3 separate regions of the Homo sapiens genome follow, and regions 2 and 3 are each linked to region 1. A link is a loop called in an ENCODE intact Hi-C map of the cell type or tissue named here. Cell type or tissue: endothelial cell of umbilical vein. All regions are shown on one strand.

Region 1 (2,500 bases):
CACTTCCCTACCTTTGCACATCCGGTAGAACACAAGCTCCATGAAGTCAGAGACTTTGTCCTGTTCACTGTTGTATCCTCAGTACTTAGAACAGTGCCTGACATATAATAGGTGCTGAATAAACATCAGTTACTGAATGCATGCTGTCTGTTCTGCTGATAAAGCTGTTCCCCGATCCTCCAACTCATTTTTCATGATTCAGTTCAGGCATCCCTTCCTCTAAGTCTTCCTGACCTCCTCTCACCCTGGGCAGGGCCAAATGTGCTCCCATAGCAGCTCTGAGCACTCCTCTATTAAAACACTGATCACCCTGCATTGAAACTGATTTCCTTGAGGGTTGAGTTTTCATATTCTGGATAGAGCAGGCACTATATGCTGAATGAATGAACAAGTGAACAAATAATTCACACAGGTATCAAGTGATATAAAGATGTGCTAGTTGTGAATATTTATGACCTGGGATGTCTATGAGTCTCCTCTTATCCTCTTCCTCCCAGATATTGAATAGTTAAATCTGTAGCCCCAAACCCCAGAGTATACGGGCCCAGTCTTTCTCTCCCTGTGCCCCTTCCCCTTTGAATCCCCCATAGGGAGATGCACAAGGGGGCTTTTTTTTTTAACATACATAAAATCCTACCCCTATATATACTAAGAGTTTGAACATTTTATTCACTTACTAAAATATCCTTTCTTAAGTATGGACTTGGGTGTGTAGAACTTGGGGTATTAGGGAGTGTGGCCCTTTCCCATAACTTCAGAGGCTCTTTCACTGCCAAGCCTAACTCCCAGATACTCTTGGTCCCTACATGCTGCTATACCTGAGCAACCGCATGCCTGCCGTGGCTCCCAGGTAAACGGGTGTCTCTTGGTGCTGGGACCTTGGAATCACTTCCCTAGCTCTTTCCATGCAATCAGTCAGGTAAATGCCTATTTCATTTACTTTCTGAACAAATTTTGAGATTCCAGGACCTAGGAAAAAATGTAGAAGATAACAATCTTTTAAAAAAAAATTATAAAACATACCTTGACAATAGTAGATCAAAATATGGTGTTTTGAAAAAAATACAAGAAAACAATTTCCTGATGTACTATACATTAGGTTATTGTACTTAGAGGGTAATTCACTGGACCTAGCCTTGAGAGGATTTAATTTCCAGACTTTAAGTTGGGTCTGTTCAGTGTTCAATAATTCTGCCACTGGATGGCGCAATTTCATATTCAATTGCATAACATTCTCAGACTTTAATGGGGATATTATAGATAGCTACTCTGTTAGCTGCTTTTTGATATTTCCTCCAGAACACTGTAATTAATGACACTAGTTCCTAAAAGACCTAAAGATAACACTTGGAATAAAAATTAAGCGTCAGACAAATTGGCTTTTACTAAAAAGATGGAAGCTGCCACTAACTAGTTATCTGATCCTGGCCAGCACCTTAAAGTTTCTGAGGTGGAGTTGCTTCCTGTTACAAGAAAGAGGAACAGAATCTATGTCTCTTCAGTGACTTTTCCACTCCGATATCCTGCCTCCCTAGCAAAACTGTTTTTCCAGTTTTAGAGCAAAACCGACTGTTGCTATGGAGGATTAGAGCCAAGATTCCTTAAGCTTTTTGAAGTTATAACAACACTTTCATCTCACATTAAGATAAATATCTACACTATCAGTGCTTCATAGCAGAGTAATTGCTTTAAGGATAATTATTCAAATAAGTTATCCAGATCATTCACAGGTTTTCAAACAGCCTAATAACCATGAGAAAATCAGCTCTAAGTTACCAGCTAATTGTTTTGATTCAGAAAATTTGGTGTTAAATATTTGATTAACTAGAGAACTCTCTCTTTTGAGAGGGAAGAATCCTTCATTGTTAGGCCAAACGCTCATGGGATAAGTCTCAGAAGAAGGACATCTGCTAGATTTTTTTTTTTGAGACGGAGTCTTGCTCTGTCGCCCAGGCTGGAGTGTAGTGGCGCGATCTCGGCTAACTGCAACCTCCGCCTCCCGGGTTCAAGTGATTCTCCTGCCTCAGCCACCCTAGTAGCTGGGACTACAGGCACGCACCACCATGCCTAGCTAATTTTTTTGTATTTTTAGTAGATACAGGGTTTCACCGTGTTAGCCAGGATGGTCTCCATCTCCTGACCTTGTGATCCGCCCACCTCAGCCTCCCAAAGTGCTGGGATTACAGGCATGAGCCACCGTGCTTGGCCATTAAAATAACTTTTAAAAATGGAAGGCAGTGTGTCAAATAAAAGCCAATAAAATGAGGGATTTGGGCTTTAAGAAAGGCCAGAAGTACTGTCTCAGATGGGGCCAAAGTGTCAGTATTGATGGGGCTACTGGGTAGAATGACTTGCTCTCTTGGAAATATCTCCTCTCTACTACTTTCTTGACGACCTGTGAAAATTAGTGGATTCCACAGGCTGTCAAACTGAAAATCAATTATCTTCTAGGATCTAGGCTATCAGTCTGACTAAAAATAAACAGTGGGTTCCCAGCTCA
Region 2 (2,500 bases), 80 kb after region 1:
TCCTTTCATTAAACACTTACCGTATTCGTTTTCTTTGCCTGCTATAACAAATTACCATAAAAAAACTCAGTGGTTTAAAACAAGACACATTTATTCTCTTACAGTTCTGGAAGTCTGAAGGCTGAAATCAGTTTCACTGGACTGAAATCAAGGTGTTGGTAGGACTAAGCTCCTCTCTACCCATCAGAGAATATTATGGTTGGAGATAAATTACCATATAATTGAAAAGACTGGATTGATTAATAAATATCCAATTTTATATCCTAAAAACATACAGCTTCTTCACAAGTGTTCATAGATTTACACAAACCCATCATATGCTTAGTTACAAGGAAACCTCAGAAATTATAAAGCCATATTCTCTAACCATCATGGAAAAAATGAAAAATTAATTATAATGGCAAACAAAAATAAAAATCATTTACAATCTTTTAGAAGTAATATTCTGGGCTACAGAGAATAAAAATGTGATGTCAAACTATTTAGAAAACGATGACACCACATATAAAAATGTGTTGGATCTATTCACAGTAAGAACAGATTCAGAAAAACTATCAGAGGCCGGGTGTGGTGGCTCACACCTGTAATCCCAGCATTTTGGGAGGCCTAGGCAGGCAGATCACTTGAGTCCAGGAGTTTGAGACCAGCCTGGGCAACATGGTGAAACCCCGTCATAACAAAAATAAATAAATAAATAAATAAATACAGAAAAACTATTATAAGTATGGCAGGAAAACTTGAATACTTTTATATGATAAAGCATGCACATAAGTTGATTAAAAACATCAAATCCAAATAAGTATTATAATAAACAGGAAAAGGATGTAAAAAGTATACAAAAGAAGTATATCGTGAAAAATGTCAAATTTACTGTAATTAAGAAATACAAACTAAAACAATCTAAAAATTGATAAAATTATTTAAAAACAAAAACACCAAAGCTGTCAGGGATGCCACAAAACAGGAACTGCTTTTGAGAGCATGAAGGGCCCAACCTTTGGGAATGCAACCTGGCAACAGTAATCAAGAACTTTAAAAAACATTAACAAGTTTCAATCTAGTAAGTCTATTTCTGGGATCCTGTCCTCAGAGTGCAATCCTACATATGGAAAAAACTTCCTGCACAAAGACATTTATTGGAAATGGAAACATCCTCAATATTCAATAACAGGAGAACTGTTAAATAAACTATGTGACTATAAAAATTACGCTAACAAAGACCACGCTATAAAATGGAAAATACATGTGCTTCACTGCTACAGTAAAACCAGGCTTTAAAACTGCATATATAGCCTAATGATCATGGTGCCATCTCATAACTTTTCAAGGTCCTATTCAAGTGAATGCCAAATGAGAGAAACAACCCAGGCATAGTAAAAAAAAAAAAAAAAAACTGCCAGGAAATGGCACCAAAATATTACAAGTGATTGTTTTTCTTCCCTACTGTAATCTATAGTATCATGTTTTCTTTAATGGGCATGTGCTATGTTACTTGTATCCTCACGGACATAAAGCAATGCTTTACATCCTTCCTATGAATCAAAAGGAAACACTTCTTTTTTTTTTTTTTTTTTGCTTCTTTTTAAATTTTTTTAAACCAAGCAGTGGTTATGGAAGGAAACACCTCTTTGTGTAACAGGGCATGTACTGCCACTGTCGGTCTCTAAAGTCACTTTGATGATCTAACAAAAACAGCATGTTTCATACATGTTAGACAACCTCTACTCTGGATTTTTTTCTCCAACAACTTATTTTCTCTTCACAACCCCCTCAAGTTTTCAAGCCTAAAGAAATTCCATCGGTTCTCTCTGCACCCACTTTCCTTGCTTTGCTCCTAGAATTATTCCCACCTTTCTTCTGCAGAGCGTAGACAATGCCTCAGGCACACTGTTGCCAGTCTCAGAGCCCTGAGTCCCTGCTACCTCTAGCTCCCTGGGACTCCAACACCCAGCACAAGATTCTGCAGGCAGCCACACATTCTGCTCCAGTACTTCTCAAGTTGAAGGCAGAGAATAAGGGAAGTTTAGGGAAGCTTGGAGCCATGGAGAAAAGGTGGAGACATGCAGGAAATCTAACACAAGGCCTTTTTGTGTAACAGTAGTTTTTGTGTGCTGAAGATTCCAGTTTCTAGGATTTGGCAAATTGGGAGCCTCAATTTCCTGTTCTAGGGCATATATTTGCTGAATGAATAAATGAATTAGGCTTCCCATCATCCTGCAATGACACCTGACCAGTGACTAGAAGTGGCAGCTTGGTGAGGGAGTAGAGGGTGGGAAGAGCTTGGTCATTTAGTACCAAAATAAGCCCTGAGACTAAGGCATGCGATGACCCTGCCACATTGCCAGTCAAAGTGTGGTCTGTGGAGGGGCAGCATTATCATCGCCTGGGAACTTGTTAGAAATGTAGACCTACTTCAGAGCTATTGGATCAGAATCTGCATTTTTAACAAGTTCTCTAATGATACATACTCATGCTAAAGTTTGAGAAGCACTGCTTCAGA
Region 3 (2,500 bases), 470 kb after region 1:
GGGATTGTCTCTTCTCACTACAACCTCTGAGCTTTCTTTTGCCTTACTTCACTGAGAAAGGATAGTGAGCTCTGGAAGTATATCTTGCTGGAATATCCCAGAGAAACACAAATAATCATTGCTTGTCTTAGACCTCCCCCCACTAACAACAAGTACCACATGCCTTGCGGATGGCATTATTTCAGCCATTGTTTTCACTTCCTTGACCAAAGTCTTTATGGTCTGTGAAAGACAAGCTGAAAATGTGTTACACACTGAGAAGACCAGCATTGTCTCTGCTTTAAATAGCATTTTTAAAAGCACATATGTAAATGAAGTCCCAGAGCAGGCCAACAAGGACCTCTTTGTGCAGATGTGACCCACAAATGCAACCCCATTATAGGTGACTTTTAGGGAATGATTTCTATGATGTAGGATATTTCCCAAAGTTTGAAATGGGAGTAAGGAATTCTAGCATCTTTAGTATTCAGCCTACAGTTGCCCCATGATATCTCTGAATTGGCTTTGGTACAAATTGACTTTTGGCACTTAAAGGAGGATTTTCTTAGCCTTGCACCCAAAGGAATATAAAATAGAAGGGAGAATTGAGCTCATCCTTCCTCTAGAGATAACGAAACTGACTTTAAAACTCTAGTTATTTTAAAGTCTTAATTATTACAGCTGCAAAAAGAATTTACAGGTAGAGGAGTTAAGTGTATAAACACATTTTATTCAATGATTGTATGAGACTTTATGCATTGGATCCAGCTTTTGAGTTTCTGTGGTCTGGGATGATAGTTTTATTTGCAGACAGGAATGTATTTTATAGTTGAGTAAATAAAATGTTTTAAAATTTTTTATTAAAACAAAGACAAAGAGAAATTAAGTTGGTGCTTAGGAATTGCTCTTTGATTTGGCAGTGCTGAGCTTTGAAAGTTCAGGCATCTTCTGAGTTAAGAGCACCAGACTTGCAAACAGCCTGCTTGTTCCTCTCTTCTGGTCCCTCCTAGACACTGTCTCCCGATAGCAGCTGAGCTGTCCTGGATGAACAGCGCCACCTAGTGACCAGTGGAGAGGGACGCATCTGACCCAAAGTCTGCACCCTCCTTCTCCCCTCCCCAAAGCATTGGTGCACACCTCATTTCTTCTCCTTTCTCTCCTTTCTTTTTTTCGCCTCTGCTGTTCACCATTCAGACATCAGTTAAATCTACCTCAGGCAATCTTTTCCACGTGCAGTATTTAACAGTATCCTAACCCTTTCTCTTTTCTCCTTTTCTTAAAACCTGGTCAATTATGTCACCGAAAAAAGCTTTTGCTGTGTGTAGTTGTCTCCCCACCCCCAAAACAGACCATGATTGGTATATGAAACAATAATGCCATACTTTAGTCAAGGAAAGCAAAAGCTATTAAGTTATGTTTAATAGAGTCCATGCCGTTGATTTTTCAAGTCTGTTTCAGAATCCACACATTTCTGCCCATCTCATCTGCCAAACAACTAAATTAGTTTTATCTAAAATATTAGCTTTCAGGAAAAATGGTGGAATTTTTTCCCTAATTAGTTGTGATTGTTTTACTAAATCTATCATTACAAATAATTTTTGAGGATAATATATAGTATTTTAATACCAGCATACATTTAAATAGTCTCCATGCATAGCTTGATAAATTAACAGTATTGCTGCCAAAAACTTCACTCCAGGTACCACACAGCTAACTTCAAACAAATGTTGAGAACACAGTCCAGTTGTATACTGGGGCTTTCCTCTAGCTTGTCTCCCCACCCCATTGCTCTAACAACCTCTTAATTATTTAAAGACTCAGAGATGCTTTTTCAAAGTAGCATTTTCTCTGAAGCCACATGCATTCTTTGCACAGGCCTCAGAGTTCTTCTAATGAGACTGCTTCTTTTTGTGTAGGTCTTACTTTAAAAGATAATACTTGTGAAGACTTGCCAAATTAACTAAATCAATGCCCATATCCTGAGGAACAGTCCTGAAATGAACAGCTCCTTATGGTCTGAGGCATCCTAATGGTGGGCTTATTACCTAGTTGAACTAACAGGGTTTGGGAGGAAGGTGTGGTAAGGATAAATTTTTTCTTCACTTCCTACTGCAACCACTCTGCCACAAAAGAGTAAGAGACATAAATAAAAGTGGCATAAACCATGGAAGCTGTTTTGGAAAGCTTTTCAGCCATTCAGAAGCAGAATCAAAATCCTACCAGATCATGGGAATCAGCATTTCTACTTTTTTTTTTTCTCACACCAACTGGGGACCACTTTCCCCAGTAAAGCCTGCCAGAACTTTGACACTAGACATTTACCCTGAACTCCTTGCTTCCTCCACCCCTTCGCTTTAGCCACCCAAAATGAACTGAAATTTCAGCAAGATCCTGACTAAAAAGATACCTTTTTAGCTCCAACAAGTTGTTAGAATAGCAAATAGTTCAAGACTCCAGGGACCATTTTTGGACAGATTATTTAAAACCAGTTTAATTTGTAAACACTGCCCTGTTTATTGCA

What was found. Hi-C counts contacts between places; a loop is a spot of excess contacts. Peaks named below come from ENCODE experiments on the same cell type or tissue, not always from the same donor. Only the 100,000 strongest peaks of a DNase experiment are listed, where the experiment ranks them.
Region 2: it touches region 1 in a loop (8-fold over the local background); 15 of 110 quality-filtered maps call a loop at or near these places.
Region 3: it touches region 1 in a loop (4-fold over the local background); 8 of 110 quality-filtered maps call a loop at or near these places.

What each region holds. Positions count from the first base shown.
Region 1 is chr10:95,840,813-95,843,312 of GRCh38, reverse strand. It overlaps ENTPD1 (ectonucleoside triphosphate diphosphohydrolase 1), which reads right to left. Exons shown (of 10, transcript NM_001776.6): 4 at 819-969. The region is part of intron 4 of ENTPD1-AS1 (ENTPD1 antisense RNA 1); the gene reads left to right. Among named protein-coding and RNA genes, the nearest start is that of CC2D2B, 66 kb to the left of the region's middle. RefSeq lists an enhancer at 1,265-1,404. In endothelial cell of umbilical vein, a CTCF peak has its summit at 1,195 (motif pointing right); a DNase peak (open chromatin) is centred at 1,442; H3K27ac peaks cover 600 bases.
Region 2 is chr10:95,761,284-95,763,783 of GRCh38, reverse strand. All of the region lies in intron 1 of ENTPD1 (ectonucleoside triphosphate diphosphohydrolase 1), which reads right to left. All of the region lies in intron 5 of ENTPD1-AS1 (ENTPD1 antisense RNA 1), which reads left to right. Among named protein-coding and RNA genes, the nearest start is that of ENTPD1, 6.4 kb to the right of the region's middle. In endothelial cell of umbilical vein, no CTCF peak of the experiment used is centred here; a DNase peak (open chromatin) is centred at 1,513; H3K27ac peaks cover 782 bases.
Region 3 is chr10:95,373,344-95,375,843 of GRCh38, reverse strand. All of the region lies in intron 19 of SORBS1 (sorbin and SH3 domain containing 1), which reads left to right. Among named protein-coding and RNA genes, the nearest start is that of PDLIM1, 84 kb to the right of the region's middle. In endothelial cell of umbilical vein, a CTCF peak has its summit at 1,045 (motif pointing left); a DNase peak (open chromatin) is centred at 1,003.